2 separate regions of the Homo sapiens genome follow, and region 1 is linked to region 2. A link is a loop called in an ENCODE intact Hi-C map of the cell type or tissue named here. Cell type or tissue: CD14-positive monocyte. All regions are shown on one strand. Each heading gives the region's core, and the rest is flanking DNA. Links, peaks and the distances in the headings are about the cores only. Region 1 overlaps NWD1 (NACHT and WD repeat domain containing 1). Region 2 overlaps MYO9B (myosin IXB).

The links. Hi-C counts contacts between places; a loop is a spot of excess contacts. Peaks named below come from ENCODE experiments on the same cell type or tissue, not always from the same donor. Only the 100,000 strongest peaks of a DNase experiment are listed, where the experiment ranks them.
Region 1: a loop joins it to region 2, with 6 times the contacts of the local background. A loop is called at or near these places in 2 of 110 quality-filtered maps.

What each region holds. Positions count from the first base shown.
Region 1 is chr19:16,768,783-16,774,149 of GRCh38, forward strand. It overlaps NWD1 (NACHT and WD repeat domain containing 1), which reads left to right. Exons shown (of 19, transcript NM_001007525.5): 11 at 4,344-4,541. Among named protein-coding and RNA genes, the nearest start is that of NWD1, 52 kb to the left of the region's middle. In CD14-positive monocyte, for the core only: CTCF peaks have their summits at 2,898 (motif pointing right) and 3,100; a DNase peak (open chromatin) is centred at 2,959.
Region 2 is chr19:17,180,542-17,185,908 of GRCh38, forward strand. It overlaps MYO9B (myosin IXB), which reads left to right. Exons shown (of 40, transcript NM_004145.4): 15 at 386-499; 16 at 3,288-3,327; 17 at 4,324-4,446. Among named protein-coding and RNA genes, the nearest start is that of USE1, 32 kb to the right of the region's middle. RefSeq lists enhancers at 32-624, 625-1,216, 3,765-3,974 and a silencer at 719-1,013. In CD14-positive monocyte, for the core only: CTCF peaks have their summits at 2,800 (motif pointing right) and 3,024; DNase peaks (open chromatin) are centred at 3,510 and 3,970; H3K4me3 peaks cover 1,819 bases; H3K27ac peaks cover 2,020 bases.

The sequences.
Region 1 (5,367 bases), core at 264-5,263, 410 kb before region 2:
TCTGTATCCAAAGTGCTTCCCCATGGATGTGAATAGGATGTTAAAAAGGATGACCAGTGGCCTGTGATTCCTATGCAGAGCTTCTAATCCTGGCCCTGCAAACCATCCTTGAACTATCTGCTTCTCTTTATTCTCCTGGCCATCAGCCCAGGGCCAGTGCTGCTGTCTCTCCTCCAGACAGCATCCTCGGAGGTCTGCCTACTTTGGATTCATTCTTACCCTTTGGTTTATTTTCCATACAGCACTCAGAAGAATCTTGAAAGCCCAAAACGGCCGGGGTGGCTCAAGCCTGTTATCTCGGCACTTTGGGAGGCTGAGGCAGGTGGATCACTTGATGCCAGGTGTTCAAGAGACAGGGAACAAAAGCTGGGAAAATTGCCTTATAAAACCATCAGATGGCCAGGTGTGGTGGCTCATGCCTATAATCCCAGCACTTCGGGAGGCTGAGGCAGGCAGATCACTTGAGGTCAGGAGTTTGAGACCAGCCTGGCCAACAGGGTGAAACCCCATCTCTACTAAAAATGCAAAAATTAGCCAGGCACGGTAGCACGCACCTGTAATCCCAGTTACTCGGGAGGCTGAGGCAGGAGAATTGCTTGAACCCAGCAGGCAGAGGTTGCAGTGAGCCGGGATCACACCACTGCACTCCAGCCTTGGCGACAGAGCAAAATTCCATTAAAAAAAAAAAAGAGCCCAAATCTCACTAAGTATCTCTATTGAATCTTCTAGATGGTTCTCCCATTGTCCTTGGGATAATGACCTTTCCAGTACTGTAGCCTACATGGCTGTGTATGACTCACTCTCCTGGGAGATGCTTGTCTCCATCCTTACTGCCCCAGACAGTGATGGAAACATCCAAGCTTGCGTGCCGGGGGCCCTGGGCTGGGACTCGCCTCCCCCAGCCCTTCTGTGGCAACTTTGGAGCTCAGCTAAATGCGATTCCTCAGAGAAGCCTTGTCTGGCCACCACTGAAGCTTAACTTCTCTATGTCTCCCCGATCCTTGCCTCTGAATTTTCTATCACTGCACCCTGTTTTCCATCTGTCTTGGCTCTTTTTCTTTTTTCTTTTTTTAGAGACAAAGTCTTGCCCTGTTGTCCAGGCTGGAGTGCAATGGCATGATCATAGCGCACAGCACCTTCAAACTCCTGGGCTCCAGTGGTCCTCTCACCTCAGCCTCCCAAGTAGCTGGGACCACAGGTGCACACCACCACCCCTGGCTTGTCTTTGCCTTTAATTATGATTTCTCTTGGTTTTCTTTTGCATCATCTGTCTGCCACATCAGACTCTGAGCTCCATAAGGCCAATGGCATCATCTGTTTTCTCCCTGCCAAATTTTTACCTTTAACACATTGATATGGTTTGGCTGTGTCCCCACCCAGCTATCATCTTGAATTGTATTTCCCATAATCCCCACACATTGAGGGAGGGACCAGGTGGAGATAATCGAATCATGGAGGTGTTTTCCTCCATGCTGTTCTCCTGATACTGAGTAAGCTCTCAAGAGATCTGATGGGGCTTTTTAAAATAAGGGGCTTCCCCCTTTGCTCAGCTCTCATTCTTCTCTCTCCTCCCGCCTTGTGAAGAAGGGCGTGTTTGCTTCCCCTTCCACCGTGATTGTAAGTTTCCTGAGGCCTCCCCAGCCCTGCAGAACTGTAGGTCAATTAAACCTCTTTCCTTTATAAATTACCCAGTTTCAGGTATGTCTTTATTAGCAGCATGAGAACAGACAAATACACACAGAGACCACAAATTTTGAGCCCCACCGTGTCCATTGAAATCTTGGCGCTGCCACTTCTTGGCAGTGTGACCTTGCAAACCCTTTACCATCCCTCCCCCTGCCCCACAGCCCTCAGTTTTCCCATCTGCAGAATAGGGATGCTGAGTGACCATCCCACCTAGGGCTGCTGGGAAGAGTACGCGCATCAGTTCACACAGAACCTCCACCCGTGTTGCCATCGAGGGTCCTGTTACTGTCATATGATAGCATTGTTGACATGAATAGCCTAGGATGAGCTATTTCTGCCCTGAAACCCTATTTTTGTCATCTGCAAAATGTGCAATTGAACTAAAATGTGTCCAGAACTCCACCCAATGTGAAGATGCTGGTGCCTGCAATCATTTATGCCTTTCTTATGCATTCACACAACCCCTACTGATTATCTGCCATAGCCCCAGCTCCCACAGGGACCTAAATATAGTTAATGTTTGTCTCAGCCTTTAAGAGAGGGAGATGGGGCCGAGTGCGGGGGTTCACGCTTCTAATCCCAGCACTTTGGGAGGCCCAGACAGAAGGATTGCTAGAGGGCAGGAGTTCAAGACCATCCTGGGCAACATAGCGAGACCCTATCTCTGTAAAAAAAAATTAATTAGTTAAAAATAGATAGATGGCTGGGCACAGTGGCTCACGCCTGTAACCCCAATACTTTGAGAAGCCGAGGCAGGCAGATTGCTTGAGGCCAGGAGTTTGAGACCAGCCTTGGTGACAGTGAAACCCCATCTCTACTAAAAATACAAAAATTAGCCGGGTGTGGTGGTGCATGCCTGTAATCCCAGCTTCTTGGGAGGCTGAGGCACGAAAATTGCTTGAACCCGGGAGGCAGATGTTGCGGTGAGCCGAGATCACGCCACCGCACTCCAACTTGCACGACAGAGCAAGACTCTGTCTCAAAATACACAAATAAATAAAGAGAAGGAGATGGAACAGCATACCAAACAACTGGAATTTAAGGCAACTGGAAAGAAAAATAACGCGAGAGGCGCTCGCCAGGAGTTGTAAACCTTGATGGAGCAACTTCCCAGGAAAACAGCCTTGGGCATGACTTCCCATTTTAAGGAAGATTTAAAAGCCCAGATCTCTCAGCAAGTTCCCTGCAAAGCCCCTTGATTGACAACCTGTGGCTCCCCCAGCACAAGGAGGAGGTGTAGGAACAAATGTTATCACCAGAGGGCGCTGCTGGACAACCATGTGCTCTCCGTACATCCAAGCACGCTGGCGAATGGGGACCATTCAACATAACATCCTAAATGATCCAACGCGATCACGAGTCCTTTTTTTTTTTTTTTTTTGAGAAGGAGCCTCGCTCTGTCACCCAACTTCTGCCTCCTGGGTTCCAGCGATTCTCCTGTCTCAGCCTCCCGAGTAGCTGGGATTACAGGCCTGCGCGCCACCATGCTCGGCTAATTTTTCTTAATAGCCCATTTTTTAATAGAACGGTTTTAGGTTCACAGCAAAATTGAGTGAAAGGTACAAAGATTTCCAATATATCCCTCCTCTGATCCTACTTTTATTGAAAAGGTTGAGTCTGAGCACAGTGGCTCACGCCTATAATTCCAGAGCTTTGAGGGGTCGAGGAAGGAGGATATCTTGAGCCCAGAAGTTTGAGACCAGCCTGGGCAACATAACGAGACCCCGTCTCTACAAAAAATAAAAAACTAACGAGGCGTGGTGACGTGCATCTGCAGTCCCAGCTAATATAGAGGCTGTGGCCGGAAGATCGCTTGAGCCCAGGAGTTTGAGGCTGCAGTGAGCTGCGATCGTGCCACTGCACTCCAGCCTGGGTGACAGAGTAAGACCCTGTCTCTAAAAAAATAAATAGCCAGGCGCGGTGGCTCATGCCTGTAATCCCAGCACTTTAGGAGGCCGAGGCAGGTGGATCACTTGAGGTCAGCCCAGCCAACATGGTGAAACCCCGTTTCCACTAGACACACAAAAATTAGTTGGGCCTGGTGGCGGGCACCTGTAGTCCCAGCTATTAGGGAGGCTGAGGCAGGAGAATCGCTTGAACCTGGGAGGTGCAGGTTGCAGTGAGCCAAGATCGCACCATTGCACTCCAACCTAGGTGACAGGCTAAAATTCCATCTCAAAAATAAATAAATAAAATAAAATAAAACAAACAAATAAATTAGCTGAGTGTGGTGGCGCATGCCTGTAGTCCCTAGTATTTGGGAGGCTGAGATGGGAGGATTGCTTGAGCCCAGAAGTTTGAGGCTGCAGTTAGCTTTGATCATGCCACTGCACTCCAGCCGGGACAACAGAGTGTGATAAAAGAGGAAGGAAGAAAGGAAGGGAGAGAGGGAGAGAAGAAGGGAGGGAGGAAGGAAAGGGAAGCATTCTAGGCAACCTGGGCAAAGGCTGGAGACTGGAAACAGCTGGGTGCCTCTGAAGCAAGGGTAAGTGTGTCTGGAGAGCAGAGAAGGAGACAGGAGCGGACAGCAGAGGCCAGTAGCTGAGGTATTGTGTCTTCTTTTGTTCTGGAGCCCCTGCAGGGAGCAGAGACTCAATTGGCAGGGAGGGTAGAGGGGGCTCAATCCAGGCAACTTAGTCTACATCCCTTTGTTGCAGAGAGGAGCCTCCTGTACACAGAACTGCTGGCCAGACTCCATTTCTTCGCCACCTCACATCCAGCACTGGTGGGACAGCTATGCCAACAGGCCCAGAGCTGGTTCCAGTTGTGCGCACACCCTGTGCTGGTGCCCCTCGGAGGATTCCTCCAGCCCCCGGGAGGACCCCTCCGGGCAACTCTCAGCGGCTGTCACAAAGGTGAGTCTCCCCAGCATAGCAAAAATCCCAGCAGGCACCTGCTTGCCTGGGGGCAGTGAAGGCCAGGTGTTTGAGGTTGTCCTCTGGGACTCCCCTGTGCTAGTTGGGAGGCCCCAAGCTTGCCATCAGAGCCTGCCCCTGCTGTCTCATGCTGAATCAGCTCTCTCTGCCCCACCTCAAGGGACTGTAGATGTCTCATATAAATTCTTCTAATGAGCCCGATGCTAGGGGGTGCCTCCAAGCTTCCCATCTCCAAGGGATTGGTGCCCATCTGACAGTTTCAGCTATTTACAAGCTCATGCTAGTAATTCTGAAAGCTAGGAACTGATGCCTGACAGTCCTCTGAGAAGCTGAAGGAACTGTAAGCAGCCCTTGGAATCCCAGAATGTAAGGGAGAGGAGAGGATTTAGGTTTTGCCATCCATTTGTCATTCATTTTTTTCTTCCTTCCATTCATCCAACCATCTATGCATCCATCCTTTCATTCACCTTCCTACTCTTCCATCCAATTACCCTCCCATCCATTCATTCATCTCTCTATCTACCTCCCACCCTTCCATTCATCTATCCATCCATCCACCAGCCTCCCACCCACCCATCCATTCATCCATCCATCTATCCATCCATCCATCCATCCATCCATCCATCCATCCATTAATTCACCTTCCTACTCTTCCATCCAATTACCCTCCCATCCATTCATCCATCTATCTACACTCCCACCCTTCCATTCATCTATCCATCCATCCATCCACCGTCCTCCCACCCACCCATCCATTCATCCACCCATCTTCTCTGCCACCCTTCCATCCATCTACTGCCCCATC
Region 2 (5,367 bases), core at 98-5,097:
GTTTCGCCATGTTGGCCAGGCTGGTCTCGAACTCCTGACCTCAGGTGATCCACCCGCCTCGGCCTCTCAAAGTGCTGGGATTACAGGTGTGAGCCACCGCACCCAGCTGGAAATGATGTATTGAAAAGGATCAATGATCTGTGTTGCCAAGTCCAATTTGCCTCAAAGCCCTGCCCCGCTCCAGGGCTTGGGGAGGCTGGCCCAGTCCCCATTTCTGGCAAAAGAGAGAGGGGCAGCATTGAGCACAGTGTCTTTCCCCCAGCTGCATGTTTTGGCTTCAGTGGCCTGGGGATGGTCCCAATGGCGCTGGGAACCCCGAGGTGGCAGGCCTGCTTCTAACTCCATCTTCTTTCTGTCACTGCGCCCCCTCCACCCCTCCCCTCAGCGATTTGCATAACCAAATGATCAAGAGCATCAAAGGATTGCCCTGGCAGGGCGAGGACCCCCGTAGCCTTCTCCAGTCCCTCAGTCGGCTCCAGAAACCCCGCGCCTTCATCCTGTGAGTCCCCCACCAAGGCCCTGCTTACAAGTGCGACAACCGCCTCCCACTACTCCTGCGACCCCGGCGGGGCCTGCAGTCTTCCTAATTTGCATCGGCCACTAAAACCACAGTGCTGTCTCATGGCCCACCCCCAGCCATCACTAAATGCCAATCAATAACACCCCTGGCCTCTGTCTGCACTGTGGCCCAGGCACAGCCGGCTTCCCAGCACACGGGGCAGCTTCCCAGGAGCACTCCTTCTTCGAGGCATCTAATTTTCCACCCGCAAACGTGCCATCCTCCGTCTCCTCCCCGTGCCTATCTGGCTTGCAGAGCAAAGCTTGCTCCCGCCTTTGCCACTGTGAGTTTGCAGAGAAGCCATCTGCAGCAGGGCATGCGATTTCCCAGAGAGGGTGGCCCTGATCTCTGCAGGTGGCCACATAAGCCAGTCAGGAGAGCCCAGAAGGTGCATAAACCGGTTTGGGATCCCGACTGTTAGCACACTGTGGGATTGAGTAGTCTCTGCTTTCAGCCTGCAAATGGGGTAATGACTCTCATGCTTCCATTATGCTGACCCAGCACCAGGCAGGCAGCAGCCTCAGCTGACAAGACATCCACCTGCGGTCACCACATCTCGCCTTTTAGTGGCCATTGGGGTGTGGGCTGGCTGAGAGCAAAGCTTGCACCTGCATGGGAGCCAATGAGAGCCAGTTTCTTTCTTTCTTTCTTTCTTTCGTTCGTTCTTTATTTCGTTCTTTCGTTCTTTTTTTGAGACGGAGTTTCACTCTTGTTGCCCAGGCTGGAGTGCAATGGTATGATCTCGGCTCACTGCAACCTCTGCCTCCCGGGTTCAAGCGATTCTCCCACCTCAGCCTCCTGAGTAGCTGGGATTGCTAACACCTGCCACTACTTCCAGCTAATTTTTTGTATTTTTAGTAGAGATGGGGTTTCACCATGTTGGCCAGGCTAGTCTTGAACTCTTGACCTCAGGTGATCCGTCTGTCTTGGCCTCCCAAAGTGCTGGGATTACAGGCATGATTCACCGCCCTTTTTTTTTTTTTTCTTTTTTAAGAGATGGGGGTTTCATTCTGTTGCCCAGGCTACAGTGCAGCAGTGAAACGATCACCGCTCACGGCAGGTTCGACCTTCTGGGCTCAAGCAATCCTCCTGCCTCAACCTCCAGAGTAGCTGGAACTACAGGTGCGCATTACCACACCTGTCTAATTTTATTGTTTGTAGAGGTGGAATCTTGCTATGTTATAGCCCAGGCTGTCAGGCTGGTCTCAAACTCCTGGGCTCAAGCGATCTTCCTGCCTCAGCCTCTCAAAGCACTGGGATTACAGGCATGAGCCACCGCACCCAGTGGGAGCCTGTTTAAAACTTCTGTTCCTTTTTTTTTTGAGGCAGAGTCTCACTCTGTCGCCAGGCTGGAGTGCAGTGGCTCAATCTTGGCTCACTGCAACCTCCACCTCCCGGGTTCAAGTGATTCTCCTGCCTCAGCCTCCCAAGTAGCTGGGATTACAGGTGTGCACCACCACACCCGACTAATTTTTTTCTGTTTTTAGTAGAGATGGGGTTTCACCATGTTGGCCAGGCTGGTCTTGAACTCCTGACCTCAAATGATCCGCCCACCTCGGCCTCAAACTTTTGTCCTTGTTGTGCCTTATTTTACCCCACAGGGATTCAGGTGAAACTGAATGCAACCACGGATGGCTAGGCATCTCACAGATCTACAAGTTACCATCTCCTTAGCCGGTCTTCAAAAGGCACCAGGCCTTTTGAATAAATAAATATATTTACTTATTTATTTATTTTCCCCCTTGGTCTGCAAGATTCCATAAGGTGTCTGAGAACACAGGAGCTATCCCCTTCCTTACCTCGGCCAAAAGAGCAGCTTTGGGTTTTGGGGGGGGTTTTGAGACAGAGTCTCTCTCTGTCACCCAGGTTGGAGTGCAGTGGCACGATCTCGGCTCACTGCAACCTCCGCCTCCTGGGTTGAAGCAGTTCTCCTGCCTCAGTCTCTTGAGTAGCTGGGATTACAGGCACCCGCCACCACACCTGGCTAATTTTTGTATTTTTAGTAGAGACAGGGTTTCACCATGTTGGCCAGGCTGGCCTTGAACTCCTGACCTCAGGTGATCCGCTCACCTCAGCCTCCCAAAGTGCTGGGATTACAGGCGTGAGCCACTGCGCCTGGCCAGCTTTGGTTTTCTTCTTTCCCACCAGCATGATCCTGAAAGGAGCTCCCACCCAGGCCCCATTTTGGTTATTTTGCAGGGCAAGTCCCTGCCCTGCCAGCAGAGGGTTCCAGAAGGGCCTCTGTGGGCCTGCTTGGCATCTACCAGCACATGGCAAAGACAGCCTGGTCACCTGGTCACCACCAGGACTGCTCAGGCTCCCTCCGCCCCACTCGGCATCCTGCTGTGATCTGGGGGATATGTCAGTTCCTCCATAGCAAGCCCCGCTGGATGCACGTCCCACCCTGTAGATTCCTAGCCAGCCCCTCCTACTTCTCAGACATCCGAATGGCCCCCAGACTAAACACTTTACTCAGCTTTGGGGCAGCCACCAGCAGAGTCCGGGTGCCGCCAACCCAGGGAAACTGGTGTCCACAGACAGTGGCTGAGGCACGCCACGGTGTGCAGCGTGGAGAGGTGGCGGTGGCCTTGTTGCACTTGCGCCTTCTCACTCTCTCCCCTCTCTCTGTGTCTCTCAGTCTAACCCGCCAGGCGTGGCTTGCTGAACTAACCCAAATCCCGACACTGTGTTCCTTTTGTTCACAAAACCATTTTTAATATTTTGACAGGAAAAGTAAAGGTATCAAACAAAAGCAGATCATTCCAAAGGTAAAAAAAAAAACACACCCCGCGCGACACGTTCCAAGATATCTTGCTTCTCTGCCCGTCTTGAGAGCTTTCACTTCTGCAACTTCATTTCCTCCTCCTTCCCACTATCTCCCCCTCCCTCCAAGAAAAAAAAAATGTTCTCGTGTTGAGATGATTTAGAGCTGTCTCTTTATGGGTTTCCCAGAAGCAGGGTCTGAGATGGGGTATTTGCACACACAGCGGCTTATGGAAGAGGGCTTACGTGAGAAGGCAGAGAGAAGGGGTGAGGGAGGAAGCTAGGGGCGTAAGCATAGCTGAAGTCTGGCCTCAGCCTGGTCCCATGGGGAGCTCTAGTGGGTTCATAGCACCACAGAGCTCATCCTGCCCCAACGTAATGGGACCCTTCCGTTTAACACCCCCATCTTCAGTCCCTGGCTACTGGGCTGCTTCCAGACAGGACAGAGAACCTCCCAAGCGCTCTGTCTCGTTTCCACATACAAGTGCAGCAATTTAAGAAATTTGCAAGAAGAGTAAGAATAGCCTTGCAGTCTAGTTAGCAGATGGGAGAGGGCTAATTCCTCTTGTCAGCTGATAGAACTGGCTGACACATGATGGTGGCCTGTCCGATGAGCTCATGCGGATGGCACAGAAAGGACCTGGCCCTTCTTGACTCAAGTAATGTAAACTGTAGGAGCTATGCAGAGGAGAGGGACGGCCAGGTTCAGTAGCACTGGCTTCCTCTCTAACCCAGAGGAAGAGGAAATGGGGCAGCCACTCAGGCTGTGAAAGAGGCTGTCATCAGCCCTCCCGGAACCAGCGCTGTGTGCAAGGTGCAAACCCACCTCATTCCACTGGGCCCACATCAATAGTGTGGTCCTGAGACCAAACCTAAGAGCTGCTGCCCGGGCACTCGCTGCGGGGACGCTGTTCTGCCCTGGCTTCGGGGACACCTGTGATGCCTCCCCGTGCCCGTGTGGGCTGTGGGAGGGCAGGCCGGACCCCATGTGTCTGTCCTAGAACCTACTGGACTCCAAGTCCCTGAAACTCATCATCAGCATGACTCTGCACGACCGCACCACCAAGTCCCTACTGCACCTGCACAAGAAGAAAAAGCCACCAAGCATCAGCGCCCAGTTCCAGGTAGGTGGAGCAGGAGAGGCAGAAGGTGGCGGTCAGCTCAGCCTCAGGCTTGTGTAGCTTCACCCGACACCGAGCACAGCCCGTCTCTAGTAAAAATACAAAAATTGGCCGGGCGCGGTGGCTCAAGCCTGTAATCCCAGCACTTTGGGAGGCCGAGGCGGGCGGATCACGAGGTCAGGAGATTGAGACCATCCTTGCTAACACGGTGAAACCCCACCTCTACTAAAAATACAAAAATTAGCCGGGCGTAGTGGCGGGTGCCTGTAGTCCCAGCTACTCGGGAGGCTGAGGCAAGAGAATGGCATGAACCCGGGAGGCGGAGCTTGCAGTGAGCCGAGATGGCGCCACTGCACTCCAGCCTGGGCGACAGAGCAAGACTCCATCTCAAAAAAAAAAAAAAAAGATACAAAAATTAGCTGGGCATGGTGGGCACCTGTAATCTCAGCTCCTTGGGAGGCTGAGGCAGGAGAATTGCTTGAACCTGGGAGGCGGAGGCTGTAGTGAGCCAAGATCACGCCATTGCACTCCAGCTTGGGCAACAAGAGCAAGACTGCGTCTCAAAAAAAAAAAAACAAAACAAAACAAAAAAAACACTACATCCGTGGTCCCTTCTGAGGTTGACACATGTTTCAAATCTCCAGAAAGCGTTTGTCTGGTCCTCCCCAGCCCCAGCCTTCCACCTGAGGCAAAAACAAGCACTGGTGGCCCTGGGACCATGGGGACCACATAACTCCCTCGAGGGTTTCCAGGGATAGCGCAGGCTTGGGTCAGAACGTCCAGCTGGAACCTCCTGTGTCCCACCACCAGGGACCCACATCTGTGCAGACCCCATCCACCCCACACTGATGCTAGAGTGTCCCAGGTCTGCTCCCACAGAACAGCGGCTGTCAGGGTCCCTGATTCAACCCAAATGCTTTCTCT